Regions from separate parts of the Homo sapiens genome. Here region 2 is linked to region 1. A link is an interaction called in ENCODE POLR2A ChIA-PET data of the cell type or tissue named here. Cell type or tissue: B cell. All regions are shown on one strand. Links, peaks and the distances in the headings refer to the core of each region. The heading gives the core; the rest is flanking DNA. Region 1 has its middle 21 kb from the start of LINC01827. Region 2 overlaps SLC39A10 (solute carrier family 39 member 10).

Region 1 (8,205 bases), core at 2,493-6,492:
GAGACAGGGTCTCACTGTGTCACCAAGGCTGGAGTACAGTGGTACAGTCACAGCTCGTTGTAGCCTCAACGTCCTAGGCTCAAGTGATCCTCCCAGCTTAGCCTCCCAGCTGAGCCTCGCACGTAGCTGAAACCACAGGTGTGCTCCACCATGCCTGGCTAATTGTTTTATTTTTATTTTTATTTATTGATTGATTGATTTTTTTGAGACAGAGTCTCGCTCTTGTTGCCCAGGCTGGCGTGCAATGGTGCAATCTCGGCTTACTGCAACCTCCACCTCCCGGTTCAAGCGATTCTCCTGTCTCAGCCTCTCGAGAAGCTGGGATTACAGGCACGCGCCACCATGCCCAGCTAATTTTGTACTTTTAGTGGAGATGGGGGTTTCTCCATGTTGGTCAGGCTGGTCTCGAACTCCTGACCTCAGGTGATCTGCCTGCCTTGGCCTCCCAGAGTGCTGGGATTACAGGTGTGGGACACTGCGCCCAGCCTTTATTTTTATTTTTTTGTGGCGATGGGGTCTCACTGCGTTGCCCATGCTGGTCTCAAACTCCTAGGCTCAAATGATCCTCGTGCCTCCTCCCAAAGTGCTAAGATTATAGACGTGAGCCACTATACCTGGAAAGTCTTTATTCTAGCTCTGCTATGCTTTGCCTTGCTTCCTTTAGCCACTAAAGGCTTGTGGAAAAGCAATGTATATAGTCGGATTCCAAATTCTTCTCAAGACAGCGACCTTCCAAAGTTAATTGGTTGTGGCTTCATTTGTAAATCCGTGAAGGTAGAGTGCCCAATATTGTAAAACATAACCCTAGATTTAACTTACTCATCCATTGGGTTAAAAGAAAAAGTATTTAATACAAAAAATTCAAAAGCCAAGTCAAAACTACCCTTTAAAGCAAAATGCTAACTCCAGGATTTTGGCAAAGTTTCTTTCCTTGATTGTAGTCATTTCAAGGAGAGAGAGGTTAACCTCTTCCCCTAATCTCACCTCTTCAAAGAAAAGAAGTTGAAGCAGAAAAATTAGCACTGATCTCATGTTAGGATTCAAAGGGCAGGATGAGGCTGTGTAATGTAGTGATGGAAATAGGATAAAACCCTTGTTACTGTTTTCCAGAAGCTAATCTGAGGGTTACCATGGTAACTCACCAGGGTACAAGACTGTTGTGAGCTTTAGGGAACAATTTCGGGATACATTCTTAAAAGAGAATATCAACTGCTTGCATCAAATGGGTGAGAAGTGGGGCACAGTGGCGCACATCTGTAGTCCACCTAATCTGAAGGCTGAGGCAGAAGTATAGCTTGAACCCAGGGGTTTGAGACCAGCCCAGGAAACATAGCGAGATCCTGTCTCCCTCTTACAAACACACACACACACACACACACACACACACACACACACGAGTAACAGAAGAGTCTTTTGGAAGTGGATCAAAACCGATTTAAGGTTTTGGTTTGAATTTTTGAAAAAGTAGGTGTCTTGGGTGAAAAACAACAGAAAAAAGTCAACCGGTAAGTCTTGCCAAGTCTGGAGGAGAAGACTCACACTAAATTGCAGGGCTAAAAGAAAGAACCTAAAAGTCAAAAGCAATTGGAGCTATTTGGTAATTAAAATATGTACATTCTTTTAGAATTGAAGCTATCTGCTATTAGCTTCTTTGTTGTCCTTTTGGTTACTTATGGAAGACTCCAATTCAGCGCATTTGATCCTACTGTTTTCCTATATTCTTTTCATTCTGAAGTCATTGTTTCTATACATATTAATCGCATTATACTTCTTTTCCTCTTTTACAGAAAAGCTACATTTAAAAACGGTGTCATTGCAGCAGTTTACCAGGAACAATTATTCCTGGTAGAAGCTATTTAACTAAATACATAGGACCCTGCAACTAGATTTTTACCTTCCTTTTAATTTTATTTGATTATGCTATTATCTAAGCTTGCCTCTTTGGCTTTTCAAATTAAAGTACCACATCTCTCTGTAAGCATAAGAATCTGTACAAACAGGCATTTTTTTTTTAGCTTTTCTAGAAAATTTGAGGGGAAATATTATGGAATAGAATGGAAAATTTACAACAACATTTAAGACAAAACATAGAACTTGAAGGAAATTTTATATTTGCGGCAGGCCAGTTTCATGACAACTATGCCCTCTTAGACTCCCTTACGTTTCTCACAATTAGTACTTTACGGAAAATTTTTAAAAGACACAATTCAAGCAGTCTCCCGGGGATTCCTGAGGACCAATACAAACAGTGTAATACAGTGCAATATGAAAACCCCAAATTACTATTTAATTATTTAGACTTAGTTTATGGCATTTTGATTGGTTTTCTTTCTTTCTTTTTCTCTCTTTCTTTCTTTCTTTTCTTTCTTTCCTTTCTTTCTTTCTCTCTCTCTCTCTTTCTTTCTTTCTTCTTTTTTTTTTTTTTACAGCAATTACAGGGTGAAGTATAGGTTAGTGTGATTCTAAGTCAAACGTAAGCAAACTACTTCCCACATACCAAATCCGGTCATCGCCTGTTTTTCTACAACTTGCAAGCTAAGAATGTTTTGTGTACTTTTCGGTGGTTGAAAAAAATCAAAAGGATATTTTCTGACATATAAAAATTATATGGAATTTGAGTTTCAGCTATAAGTAGAGTTTTATTGGAACACAGCCTCACTCATTTGTCTACACATTGTCTAGGACTGCTTGTGTGACAAGGGCAGAGTTGCGTAGGTGCCACAGAGACCACATGGCTGGCAAAGCCTAAATACTTATTACCTGGGCCAGGCGCGGTGGCTCACACCTGTAATCCCAGCACTTTGGGAGGCCAAGGCGGGCGGATCACCTGAGGTCAGGAGTTCAAGACCACCCTGGCCAACGTGGTGAAACCCTGTCTCTACTAAAAATACAAAAAAATTAGCTGGGCATGGTGGCAGGCGCCTGTAATCCCAGCTACTGGGGAGGCTGAGGCAGGAGAATCGCTTGAACCCGAGAGGCAGAGTTTGCAGTGAGCTGAGATCACGCCATTGTACTCCAGCCTGGGCAACAAAGAGTGAAACTCCATCTCAAAAAAAAAAAAAATACATATATATATATATATAGCTTTTCTCTAAAAGGTCAGGCTGACCCTTTAGAGAAAAAGCTAGCCGACCTCTGATCTAAATCATTACTTCCGCTATTGATTGTCAAGTTACAGCCTGAGTTATCTAAAGAGAAAACATTAATACTCCACTAATGAAAGCTATTCTTATGCAAGTTCATTGTCCTGATATAGAAACTGAAAGGGTAGAGACCAGAGTTGGTAGGTTTGACAAGAAGGAAGATAAGATACTGAAAGAGAAAACAAGAGTAATCTCTTCCAAAAACAATGGAAAACTTTCCAGTGATATTTGCTGATAGGTGTCCTTTTTCATATCAGAAACCAAAATGCCTTATTTTCCACTATTTGTAAACTCTAAAGATACTGTCACTTAATTAGCGATTTTCTTTCAGAAGAATTAATGATCAATGTGTGCAAGTTCAAGTTCTGACCTTATTTGTCAAACTGTCTGAGGTTGAATGTTCTGGGAAAATGACAAAAGGAAGGAAGCATTTAGATATGTGTCTCCTGAGACTTAATTCATCTTTGATTAACTGAAGAAGCCATAAGAATATCTTTCTGGGCAAATAATAACCAGCTTCCTTTAAACAGAGGAAAGATACTCTTTTGAATTAAAAATCTAGTTGTAATTCTAATTTAGCCAAGTTTATTATCTCACTATTAGAGCCTAAAGAGTGCAGTACTTTTTCTTGGGTCCTAGGTAATCTTTTTTTTTTTTAAAGACAAACAAACAAACAAACAAAAAACAGAACAATTGAATTTACAATAGTACGACAGCTTTATCAGACTGCTTCTCAATTATCTTGCTGATGCACATAGTGGGTGATGTTAGTAGGGGGTAAATGCTTGCTTGGGTGTGCCCGAGATTATATACAATTCCAGGAATTCCTAGCTGTATTGAAATCCCTCATTTCACACTCAGAGTTGTAGAATGCAAATGAATATAAGGAAAGCTATGAATCCACCCTTGTGTATGTATTAAGTAAACTTCAAACATTTATGCCAATTTTACAACTTGTGAACAACAAATTAATTGACATGTCTCGTATTTTCTTCAAATTTGGTCTTGAGGTGTCTCTCTGGAGAATGACTATAAATTCTAGCCCTGCGCTGATGGGGCTTCAGGGATGGTGGTTGTGGATGTTTACAGGGTGCTTTTCACAGGATACTTCTTTATGATAGTGGACAGCCTAATGTCTAAGTGTCCAACCTCTGATCAGGTGTCCCTCTCACAGGAAACTTGTTTATATTGGCAGAGAAACTTGTGGCTCTCATCTGACCTGTGTCCTGTTTAATCTTGTAAGAAAGCCAATCTCTAGGAGAGCTCTGATCAGGAAAGAAGTTAGGTTCAGCTGTGTCAGCCAGGTAAGACACAGAGGAGACCACTCAACAAAACACATGAAATAACAGAAGCAGTTTATTACTTACAGGTCCGAAAAGAAGAGGGCTGCATGCCTGGAAGGGGAAATGCAAAGTAGGGGCCCATCCAGGACACACATGCTTGATGGGGAGCGAGAGAGAAGGAGAGAAAAGACAAGAGGGCTAAAGCCTTTATTGGGGTCCAGGGTGTTACCTGAGCAGGTTTCCAGTGCGGCGTTCTAATCAGTGAGTCTAGAGCAAGCAGGCACAAGTTCCACGGAGGCACTTGTGGACTAAGATGGTCATTGAGGCATATCTGTGAAGTCCATGCAGGGTGTGGGGTCAGTGGGGTGAGTCAAGCAGATTGCATTTAGCTCTACCATAGGGAGGTGGACAGCAAGAGGCCGATAAGACATCTGGATCAAGCACACTGAGGAACTGGGAAGAGACAGAGAACTGAAAACTGTCAAGGATGAGGAAGTCTTGCTTCTGGTATGAGAAAGCCCAGCTTATACTCAAAATGGGTGTCAAGGCAACACGAAATTATAAGAATGTGCTATAACCTCACACAAACTAGTCACAACAACTCAGCTGAATGCAAACGATGACCTTAGAACACATTTAAGTTGAGCAATATAGCCTAGCCAAAATATTGGATGGCTTGGTTCTTTAGCCCCTTTGAAGCATTCTTTGGGCAACAACTCTGGTAATGGTGGAGTTAGTTGATGGCTTCAGCATCAGCGTCACAGTCGTTCTGTGAGATGAGGCTCCTGGAAGTGAGTTTAACAGTCTCTTAAAGCCCTGCATTTGGCTCCACCTCTTGCACCCATAGCCCCTTTGAAACCCGTTGCCCACAAGTGCTGTGGGCTGTTCAGTCCCACTGGATGCAGATACAGGTAAAGGATCAATCTTCATCTCTGTGCCATTCCCCACAAGCTGGCAATGCTTTTCAGAAATCTCACTTGCCTCACAAACTGCTGAGGGAAATATCTCATTGCATTGGAATTATTTACTTCTGTGTATGCTCTGTAGCATTTTCAAGAATATGCTCATTTTCATTAGGCTTGAACGACGTTCTGCCAAGGTCGTACCTTCTCAGAATCTTTTGCCCTTAAATATTTAATACAGCAGGTACTTCAGGAATGAGCATCTATCAAGATCATTTGGTATGAAAAATCATTCAATGCATGGTGCCTTCGTTTAATAAGTTACAGAAATAGAAGGAAAAGTTATGGTACGAGGGCGTAGATTACAAGGATGTCTGCTTTTAAAGAGAAAATGAAATGTCCTAAGTCAACACACTGGGCTTCTCAGTTTCTTCTATCTTTTACAATAGCTTCATCAGGCATGAGTAGCAGAACTGACCAGCAGATCAGCGGGGGCAGTGCAAAGCAACAGTAAAGTAGTACAAGGCAAGTTAAGATAATTGTTGCAAATCTGCAAAGAATCTTCATTCCCCAGAGAGTTGAAAGTCTAATTGCCAAAGAAAGGAATGCAGCTGTCATCTTGAAATGGAAGAAATACCCCTCAACTATTAATATGTTGGCTGGCAGTGTGTTCTGCAGAAGCTAGGGAGTCTCTTCTGAATATAGGGCTTGTTGCAAAAACTGATATTTAATTAATGTCACATCTCTAGATACTAAATTCTTACAGTATAGAACCCAATTTCTGGAAATGGCCTACACTATTTGGCAGCCACAAATCCAATAATAAGGCTGCCCTCAGAGCCCTGCCCATCTGGTTGGATTTTTTTCTCTATTTCTGCCTCCTAATTAGGAGATTAAAGCTATTTTCCTCTTGATTTATATATGTCTTTCTTTTTGACTTTTGAACAATATCATTTCTCTTGGTTTATTTTTCTTATTCTCTTAAGTGTTTTTACCAATCAATAAAGTGTTTAAATTTGTTCCTTTTTTTCTGTTTGCTTCTTCCATTTTATTTTTTTTGTAACTATGTTACTTCAATTTTAAATATGAATGTGCTGCTGCTTTCAAACATCCTCTTTTGAAAGAAATGATAGGATTTTATAGATTTTCTTAGCAAGTGAGAAATCAATTTAGCAACATGTTGCAAACAAATTTTACCCTTGATTAGACTGAAGTTTTTGGTCATGTATATAGCTTCTAATTTTTTTTCAACTTTTATTATTATGATCCATTTTCTGATTCATTAATTCCTACTCTTTATCCTTTTTCATCCTTCTGTTTACCTTAAGTTTAATTTGTTCCAGTTGCTTAATGTGAAAGCTTAGTGCATTCATTTTAAACCTTTCTTCTCTTCTAACATAAGCATTTAATGTTATAAATTTCTCACCAAACACTGTTTTGGCAGCATAACGTAACTTTTTTTTTTTTTTTTTTTTTGAGATACGGACTTGCTCTATCACCTACGCTGGAGTGCAGTGGTGCGATCACGGCTCACTGCAGCCATGATTTCCCAGGTGTAACTGATCATCCTACCGCCATCTCCCAAGTAGCTGGGACAACAGGCTTCCGCCACCACGCGGAGTTTCACTATGTTGCCCAGGCTTGTCTCGAACTCCTGGGCTCAAGTGATCCACCCACCTCGGCCTCCAAAAGTGCTGGGATTACAGGTGTAAGTGACCACACCAGGCCCAATATGTTGTATTTTAAATTTGTATTCACATAAGTGTATTTTCTTCTTATTACCATGTGCTATTTAGAAGTACGTTGCTTAATTCAAATATTTGAGGATTTTCCATGTATCTTGAAAATTATTGATACCTCGTTTCTGTGGAGAAGGAAAGATTTCTTATCCACTGCTAGGTTCATAGCTGAGACCCCTATAACAGAAGACATTAAGAGCCAGGTGTGTTGGCAAGGCAGAGGATCCCTTGAGCCCAGAAGTTTGAATCCAGCCTGGGCTATATAGTGAGACCCTGTCTCTACAAAAAATAAAAAAATTAGCCATGCATGGTGGTGCATGCCTATAGTCCCAGCTACTCAGGAGGCTGAGGTGGGAGGATTGCTTGAGCCCAAGAGGTCAAGGCTGCAGTGAGCCATGATTGTGCCACTGCAGTCCAGCCTGGGTGACAGAGGGAGACCCCCATCTCCAAAAAATAAAATAAAATAAAAGACATTAATGAGAAAAGCATACACATTTATTCAATATAAATGTTGTGTGACATGAGTACATTCATTACGGAAACAAGGAAACAGGGAAACCCGTATATATTCATGCTTAGGTTTGATGAAAAGTGAACAGTTTTGGGAAAATATGATTGGAGGACAAAAGGAGTATGAACTAATGTTAATAAACTGGGAGAACTTAGCAAGAGAGGGCCCTTGTAATGAGAGTCTTATGACCTGCCTCAGAGGAGAAGAGTGATGGGAAGAGAAGGCTTCCTGCTTCTGCTGTTTTCTCAAATGTCGAGGTACCATATTTTGGGCTAACATGTCTTGAACCCCATAATTTCCTTCCGTTACGGCCGGGAACATCTTTTTTAAAATTTAAATTCCTACAAATTTATTGATATATGTTTAAGTCCAAAATTTGATGTAACTTCTTGAATGTTCCATTTATGCTGAAAAAAATGCGAATTGTTATTTTTTGCATGGAGTGTTCTATATATGTCATTTAGTTCAAGTTGTTTGATAGTATTGATACAGTTTGTTCGCTGCTGTATCCCAAGCACCTAGAACTGTAGGTTCTTTGCAAATATTTGTTGTGTGAATGAATGATCTATATTATGGTGACGATTTTCATTTTCACCCTCACCGAGAATTCTAAAGATTAGGCTGGCT
Region 2 (8,205 bases), core at 2,626-6,625, 84 kb after region 1:
CCGGCCTGCTTTTCTTTATTTACCTCCTTTTTTCTTGAGGCCTCTTATTCCCCCATGTTCTGTGAGTATTGCCTCTCCCACATACAGTCATATGCATTGCTTAATGCTGAGTATGTTCTGAGGTGCAGGCTTAGGTGATTTTGTCATTGTGTGAACATCATAGAGTATACTTAGACAAACCTAGATGGTGTAGCCTGCTATACACCTACCTATAGAGTATAGCCAGTTGCTTCTAGGCTACAAACCTGTTGATATACTGAATACTGTAGGCAGTTGTGATACAATAGTAAATATTTGTATGTTTAAACATAGAAAAGGTACAGTAAAAATTCAGTATAAAAGATTTTAAAAATGGTACACCAGTGTTGGGCACTAATATGAATGGAGCTTGCAGGACTGGAAGCAGCTGTGAGTGAGTCAGTGAGTGGGCAGTGAGTGAATGTGAAGGCCTGGGACATTACTATACACTACTGTAAACCAGTGATTGGCTTTAGCATGGGCATGTGGTAGAGACCTGACTGATCAAAGATACGTAAAGAGAGGCTTGAGGGAAATATTTTTCTCCCTGGATAAAAAGAGAGACATGAAGATGAACCTTCCATCCAAACAAGATTTCTGAGGAGGAAAAAAAATAAAAATTGTATTTTAAAAAAGATAAATCTTCCAGTTTTGAATATGATTATGCAAGGTTATCTTGGGACTCTGAGGGTAAATTTGAGCGTGCTTGGATTTTTGGTACTGTCCTAGAATCACCCATTTCTCCTGACTTCTTTTTATGTGAAAGTTTTCCTCTGTTTTACCCACTTTGGTTGAGTGTTCTGTTATTGCAATAGTTCACATTAGAAAAACATTTACAATATTGTAATAAGGATTCTCTTTTTTTGAGACATAGTCTCGCTCTGTCGCCCAGGCTGGAGTGCAGTGGCGTGATCTCAGCTCACTGCAAGCTGCGCTTCCCGGGTTCATGCCATTCTCCTCAGCCTCCCGAGTAGCTCGTACTACAGGCGCCCGTCACCATGCCTGGCTAATTTTTTTGAATCTTCAGTAGAGATGGAGTTTCACCGTGTTAGCCAGGATGTACTCGATCTCCTGACCTCATGATCCACCCACCTCGGCCTCCCAAAGTGCTGGGATTACAGGCGTGAGCCACCATGCCTGGCCCCAGTAAGGATTCTTGAATGTGTCTTTGCGTGCCTAAGTGCAAGGGTAATTAAAATGGAACTTGGGGGCTGTAGAGTGTGTTCATATTTGGCTGTAGTAAATGTCAAGTTGCTTTCCAAAATGGCTGTACCAATATATACTTCCACCAGACGCATAAGGTAGTTTGTTTCTTTATATTAGACCTTTACTTAACATCTAGTATTGTGAGATACTAATTTTTGCCTGTTACTGTCTTAGAGCCTTATCTAGATTTGAATTGCCTAGATTATTAGTCATCATGTTGCTGTTTTACCAACCTGTTTTATGTTCTTTTCATAGTTGTCTATGTAGTAGTGGAGTTTTTTTATTACTATATGTGCTTTATATACTCTGGATACTGATGTTTTATATACATTGTTTATATATACACATTGCAAATATCTTCTAGTATATGGCTTGCTATAAGCTTCCCCCTCCCCTGCCGCCACCGAGACAGAGTCTTGCTGTGTCTCCCAGGCTGGCAGGCTGAAGTGTGGTGGCACAATCTTGGCTCACTGCAACCTCCACCTCCCGAGTTCAAGCAATTCTCCTGCCTCGGCCTCCTGAGTAGCTGGGATTATAGGCGCCTGCCACAGCGCCTGGCCTATAAGCTTTTTTTTTTTTTATAGTGTCCTTTATTATAGAGTATTTTTTAAAGAATTTAGTTAATCAAAAATTTTCATCATGATATGTGCTTTGTGTCTTGCCTAAAAAATATTTCCCTATCCCAAAGACATAAAGACATTCTCTTACATTTTCTTCTAGAACTTGTTGATAATTTTGCTTTTCACATATAGGTTTTTAATGTTCTTGGAATTGACTTTTGTGTGTAGTGTGAGGAAGAAACATTTTCACAGTCAATATTATTGATGCTCTTTCAGAACTCTGTTCCACTCCACTGGCCTATCTACCCCTGTGCTAGTTCTATGTTATTTTCGTTAGTATAATTTTATAAAAAGAAGTCTTTAATACCTTGCTAATCTTCTGAATTGTCTTGATTGTCCTTGGGTTTTTGCTTTTATGAGTTTTTGAATGTGCTTATGAAGTCTCACCAAAACTAAACAGCTACCAGGATTTTAACTGGCATTGAGTTAAATTTGTATATACACTTGGGAAGATTTTATGTACCTTATGCAGTATATCCCATCTATTCATGTAGATGATGTGTTTCTCCAGGTTTTTCAGTTCTTTGCTGTCCTTCAATAACATCTTAATAAGTTTTTCCTTTTAGTGGTTTTATATGTCTTGTTCTAATTAATTCTAGAAACCATACAATGTTGTTTATAATTACATTTTGTGATTGGTTTTCAGTGAAGAAAATTTGATTTTTATAAAACTTTGTATTGAAATAGACTGTGTTCAGAAAGTACACAGAGCATAAGTGCCATGAATTATCACAAAGTAAACATATTTACATAACTACTACTGATATCAGGAAAGACCATTACACTTTGCAGTCCCCTCCATTCTGGTCTTCTCCCAATTATTACCCTCTATCTCTCTTTCAAAAAGTAATCATGGCCAGGTATGGTAGCTCACACCTGCAATCTTAGCACTTTGGGAATTTGAGTTGGGAGGAGTGCTTGAGGCTAGGAGTTTGAGACCAGCCTGGACAATAGAGCAAGACCCCAAAAAGAAGAAAATTAAAACTGAGCGTGGTGGCACACACAGCTACTTGGAAGGCTAAGGTGGGAAGATCTCTTGTGCCTGGAAGTTTAAGGCTCCAGTGAGCTATGATTGCGCCACTGTACTCTAGCCTGGGTGTCACAGTGACATCCTGTCTCAAAAACAAACAAAAAAAAATCCACAAAGTTTAGTTTTATTCCTTTTTACCTTTATATAAGAATTATACTGCTTTCTTTGGTGTTTGTCATTTTTTTCCCAATATTTGTGAAATTCATCTATGCATGAAGCTGTAATTTCATTTTTATTCCTGTGTGATAGATTTTTCTGTTTCATTTATCATTTTGTTGTTGATTAACATTTAGGCTTTTATCAGATTTTTTTTTTTTTTTTTTTGACCAGAGTCTGTCTCTGTTGCCCATGCTGGAGTGCAGTGGCACGATCAGGGCTCATTGCAACCTCTGCCTCCTGGGTTCGAGTGATTCTCCTGTGTCAGCCTCCCAAGTAGCTGGGCTTACAGGCACATGCCACCACGCCTGGCTAATTTTTGTACTTTTAGTAAAAATGGTTTTACCATGTTTGCTAGGCCTGTCTTAAACTCCTGACCTCAGGTGATCTGCCTGCCTTGGCCTCCCAAAGTGCTGGAATTACAGGTGTGAGTCACCACACCCAGCCTTTTTTCAGTTTTGACTGTGATGAATAATGATTACGTGAATATTCATGTTGGTATTCATGTACATGGATTTCTGTTGGGCATATACCCCAGATTAAAATTGCTGTGTAAGTACATAGGCTTACATTCAGCTTCTGGCAGATCTTGCCAAACAGTTTTTCAGAAGATACAATCTCTAATACTACTGTCAGTACACAAGTTCCATTTAACTCTATATATTCTTGCCTACTTTTGATATTGGCAGTATTTTATATTTCAGTTATTTTCATGGGGTATATAGTGGTATCTAATTGTGATTTTAATTTGGTTTCCTGAAGACTTCTGAGCTGAACATATTTTCATTTGCTTTTTAGGAGTTTGGCTGCTGTTATGAAGTGCTTGTTCAAGTTACCTACTCATTTTTTCATTGGGTCGTCTTATTGTAATTTTCATATTGATTTATAGAAGTTCCTTATATATTTTTGAGTATACATTGTGGTAGTCTTCTCCCAGTCTGCAGCCTGCCTTTTTAGTTAGGTTTTTTTTTTTTTTTTGGATGTCTCTTGATGAAACATAAATTCTTAATTTCAGTGTAATATATTATCAATTTTGTGTTCTATCTCGAAGGTCTTAAAATTAGTCTCCCAAATCTTCAAGATCTGCGCTTTCCAGTACAGTAGCCAGTAGCCACACGTCTGTTGAGCACTTGAAATACAGTTAGACTGAATTAGGATGTGCTGTAAGTGTAAAATACATGACAGATTTCAAAGACATAGTATTAAAAAGAATGTAAAATATTTTAATAATTTTTATATTGATTAGATGTTGAAATTATAATATTTTGGATATAATGGGTTAAATAGAATAGTATGAAATTAGTTTCATCTATTCTGGAAAACTTCAGAATTACATAATTGGCTCTTATTATATTTCTAGATTCTTGAAGTATGCTTGTCCAATAGAACTTTCTATAATGATGGACATGTTCTGCGTCTACGTTGTCCAACATACTAGCCATTTGCTACATGTGGCTGTTGAGCAATTAAAACATAGTCAGGGTGACTGAGAGGCTGCATTTTAAATTTAATTTTAGTTCATTTAAGTACCCGTATGTGACTAGTGGTGGCTACCATTGAATTGGACAGTTCTGGACACTTTATCATTTTAGCATTTCTTGTTTCAGATTTATGTTCAGGAGCTATTAGCAATTGATTTTTGTAATGATGTGTGAGGTAAGGGTCAGATTTTATTTATTATTTTCTTTTGTGTGGAAACCTAATTGACCAAGCACCAAGGAAAAGACCATCCTTTCCGGTTTTTAGCTTTTGTCTTCTGTTCCTTTAGTCTGTTTGTTATTGCACCAAATACCACAGCATCTTTGATAATTCATAGAGTAAATGCTTCAATTTTGTTCCTCAAGGAATACATCTTAGCCGTTCTTGGCCCTTTCTATTTCCACATCAATATTAAAAACAGTTAATCAGTTTTCACAAAATTCTGAGATTTTGACTGGGGTTGTATTGGATACATAGCTTATCCAGTCATAACATGATATAGCCATCCGTTTATTTAGGTCTTTTATTTCTCTCAGTAATTTTCTGTCAATAATATTTCTCTCAATAATTTCTCTCTTTTCTATGTAAAGTTCTTGTATGTCTTTGGTTAGATACATTCCTAGCTATTTGCTACTGTTGTAAATGTTACTATTTTTGAGTTTTATTTTCTAATTATTGCTGATATATAGGAATATAATTTATTACTGTCCTTATATTCAGTAACTGTACTAAACTAACTTATTCTTAAAGATTCTTTAAGGCATGCTGCATAATTAATTCTACCATTTGTGAATAATGACAGTTTCACTTTTCTCTGGTTCTTAACATATTTTATCATGAAGGAAATGGAGTAAAACTTTTTTTAGTGGATTGGCAACTTCCAGAGAATTAGATTGTTTTGAATGTGTCTAGGTAGAAACTAATACTTGTCTCTCTCTTTAAATCTCTTTAGGAAAAATAGAAATGAAGGTACATATGCACACAAAATTTTGCCTCATTTGTTTGCTGACATTTATTTTTCATCATTGCAACCATTGCCATGAAGAACATGACCATGGCCCTGAAGCGCTTCACAGACAGCATCGTGGAATGACAGAATTGGAGCCAAGCAAATTTTCAAAGCAAGCTGCTGAAAATGAAAAAAAATACTATATTGAAAAACTTTTTGAGCGTTATGGTGAAAATGGAAGATTATCCTTTTTTGGTTTGGAGAAACTTTTAACAAACTTGGGCCTTGGAGAGAGAAAAGTAGTTGAGATTAATCATGAGGATCTTGGCCACGATCATGTTTCTCATTTAGATATTTTGGCAGTTCAAGAGGGAAAGCATTTTCACTCACATAACCACCAGCATTCCCATAATCATTTAAATTCAGAAAATCAAACTGTGACCAGTGTATCCACAAAAAGAAACCATAAATGTGATCCAGAGAAAGAGACAGTTGAAGTGTCTGTAAAATCTGATGATAAACATATGCATGACCATAATCACCGCCTACGTCATCACCATCGTTTGCATCATCATCTTGATCATAACAACACTCACCATTTTCATAATGATTCCATTACTCCCAGTGAGCGTGGGGAGCCTAGCAATGAACCTTCAACAGAGACCAATAAAACCCAGGAACAATCTGATGTTAAACTACCGAAAGGAAAGAGGAAGAAAAAAGGGAGGAAAAGTAATGAAAATTCTGAGGTTATTACACCAGGTTTTCCCCCTAACCATGATCAGGGTGAACAGTATGAGCATAATCGGGTCCACAAACCTGATCGTGTACATAACCCAGGTCATTCTCATGTACATCTTCCAGAACGTAATGGTCATGATCCTGGTCGTGGACACCAAGATCTTGATCCTGATAATGAAGGTGAACTTCGACATACTAGAAAGAGAGAAGCACCACATGTTAAAAATAATGCAATAATTTCTTTGAGAAAAGATCTAAATGAAGATGACCATCATCATGAAGTAAGTATAAAAAGATGTCCGATAGCTGCTTCGTAATTCTCACATAATTGTGGTGCATTTTAAAAACAGGATAAGTAACAGTGGAGTATTAATCATATTTAAACTTATTTCCATATGTTTACCTATGAAATATCAGGTAATGTTCATGAACAGAATACATTAAGGAATCAGAATCAGTGTAAAGATTTTTAAGTATCCGGGCGCGGTGGCTCACACCTGTAATCCCAGCACTTTGGGAGGCCGAGGCGGGTAGATCATGAGGTCGGGAGATTGAGACCATCCTGGCTAACATGGTGAAACCCCGTCTCTACTAAAAATACAAAAAATTAGCGGGGCATGGTGGCGGGCGCCTGTAGCCCCAGCTACTCGGGAGGCTGAGGTGGAGAATCACTTGAACCCGGGAGGCAGAGGTTGCAGTGAGCCGAGATCATGCCACTGCACTCCAGCCTGGGCGACAAAGTGAGTCTCCATCTCAAAAAAAGAAAGAAAAAAGATTTTTAAAATCTGAATTTCACTTGTATTTGTTTGTTTCTTATATTCTCAAATTTGGTTTCCTCAAATCCAAACGTATTTTTAAGAAATTTTTTTTTGTAGCACGTATCTGAAGACTTAAGTGTTTTAATGTTGTTAGAAAATGTATTCCTTATGAATTATTTGACCCTCCAAGCTAGTCTCTTACTGTTATTATTGTTAGCCATGTTCTAGGTATTTGAAAATTAAAATTTTTTAATTGTTGTTCAACTTGTCCTCTTGGGAAGTAACTAGAACAGTTTCTAGTTCATAAATTGTTAATTTATTGAATTAACTATTGAGTGGTTCCAAGTCATTGGTGTAGCTCCAAAGTCAGGTATTTTGCACATATGGCTAGCTTGTTTTCTCTGTGTCACTTTATGATAAGGCCTACTTACTCATGATAATTGTTTTTGTCTCAGGCCTTTCACAGACTTAGGATGAATATAAAAAGGTATAATAATAAGAAACTAATAGTAATGGGATGTCCTGTTTTCCTTTAAAATTTTCATACTCTTGGGTACTTACACATTTGGTTGACTCCTTGATTTTCTTTTTAACTATTCACCTTAAGCACATTCATTTTAGTTTCATTAAAGGGATGTTGATTCCTTGTTTATTCTATTTTTAGCATTCTTATTAAAGTTTAGAAAAACTTGTTGAGTTTGTTGTTCATATGTATAGAAAGTAGCACCATCAACTGTGGAAAATGACCACATCCTTTTCTGTCACTGTCGTTGAGATATGTTTTATGTCTAGGTAAAGATCTTTGTGTTTCTTCCCTTGATAAATCATCAGCTATTTGGTTTTCAGCAGTTATAAACACTGATTTTAAAATAACATATATTAAGATCTTAGTATGATTTTAAAGTATGCATTCATTTTATTATTATTTTCAAAAATTTATTTTTTGTAAAGATGGGGTCTCACTATATTGCCCAGACTGGTCTCAAACTCCTCGCCTCAAGTAGTTCTCCAGCCTTAACTTCCCAAAGTGCTGGGATTACAGTGCATTAATTATTATGACTTAGGATAATTAATTATTATGACTTAGGATAATATCCTAGAATATTTTGTTGATAATTACAAGATTTTATTGTTCATTTCCTCTTTGTATCACATCCGTGAGGTTTGCATTATTAGACTTGTTAATGCTATTCTGATAGGTCTGATGTATACTGGGAATCTCATGATTCTGAAATGTTCAATACTTTT

What was found. ChIA-PET counts read pairs that join two places held together with the same protein. Peaks named below come from ENCODE experiments on the same cell type or tissue, not always from the same donor. Only the 100,000 strongest peaks of a DNase experiment are listed, where the experiment ranks them.
Region 2: POLR2A ChIA-PET joins it to region 1 with 6 read pairs; 10 of 35 experiments call an interaction of 5 or more read pairs at or near these places.

The regions. Positions count from the first base shown.
Region 1 is chr2:195,591,179-195,599,383 of GRCh38, forward strand. No RefSeq gene overlaps it. Among named protein-coding and RNA genes, the nearest start is that of LINC01827, 21 kb to the left of the region's middle. In B cell, for the core only: no CTCF peak of the experiment used is centred there; DNase peaks (open chromatin) are centred at 3,273 and 4,857.
Region 2 is chr2:195,674,571-195,682,775 of GRCh38, forward strand. It overlaps SLC39A10 (solute carrier family 39 member 10), which reads left to right. Exons shown (of 10, transcript NM_020342.3): 2 at 5,462-6,480. The coding sequence starts at 5,473. Among named protein-coding and RNA genes, the nearest start is that of SLC39A10, 21 kb to the left of the region's middle. In B cell, for the core only: no CTCF peak of the experiment used is centred there; no DNase peak of the experiment used is centred there.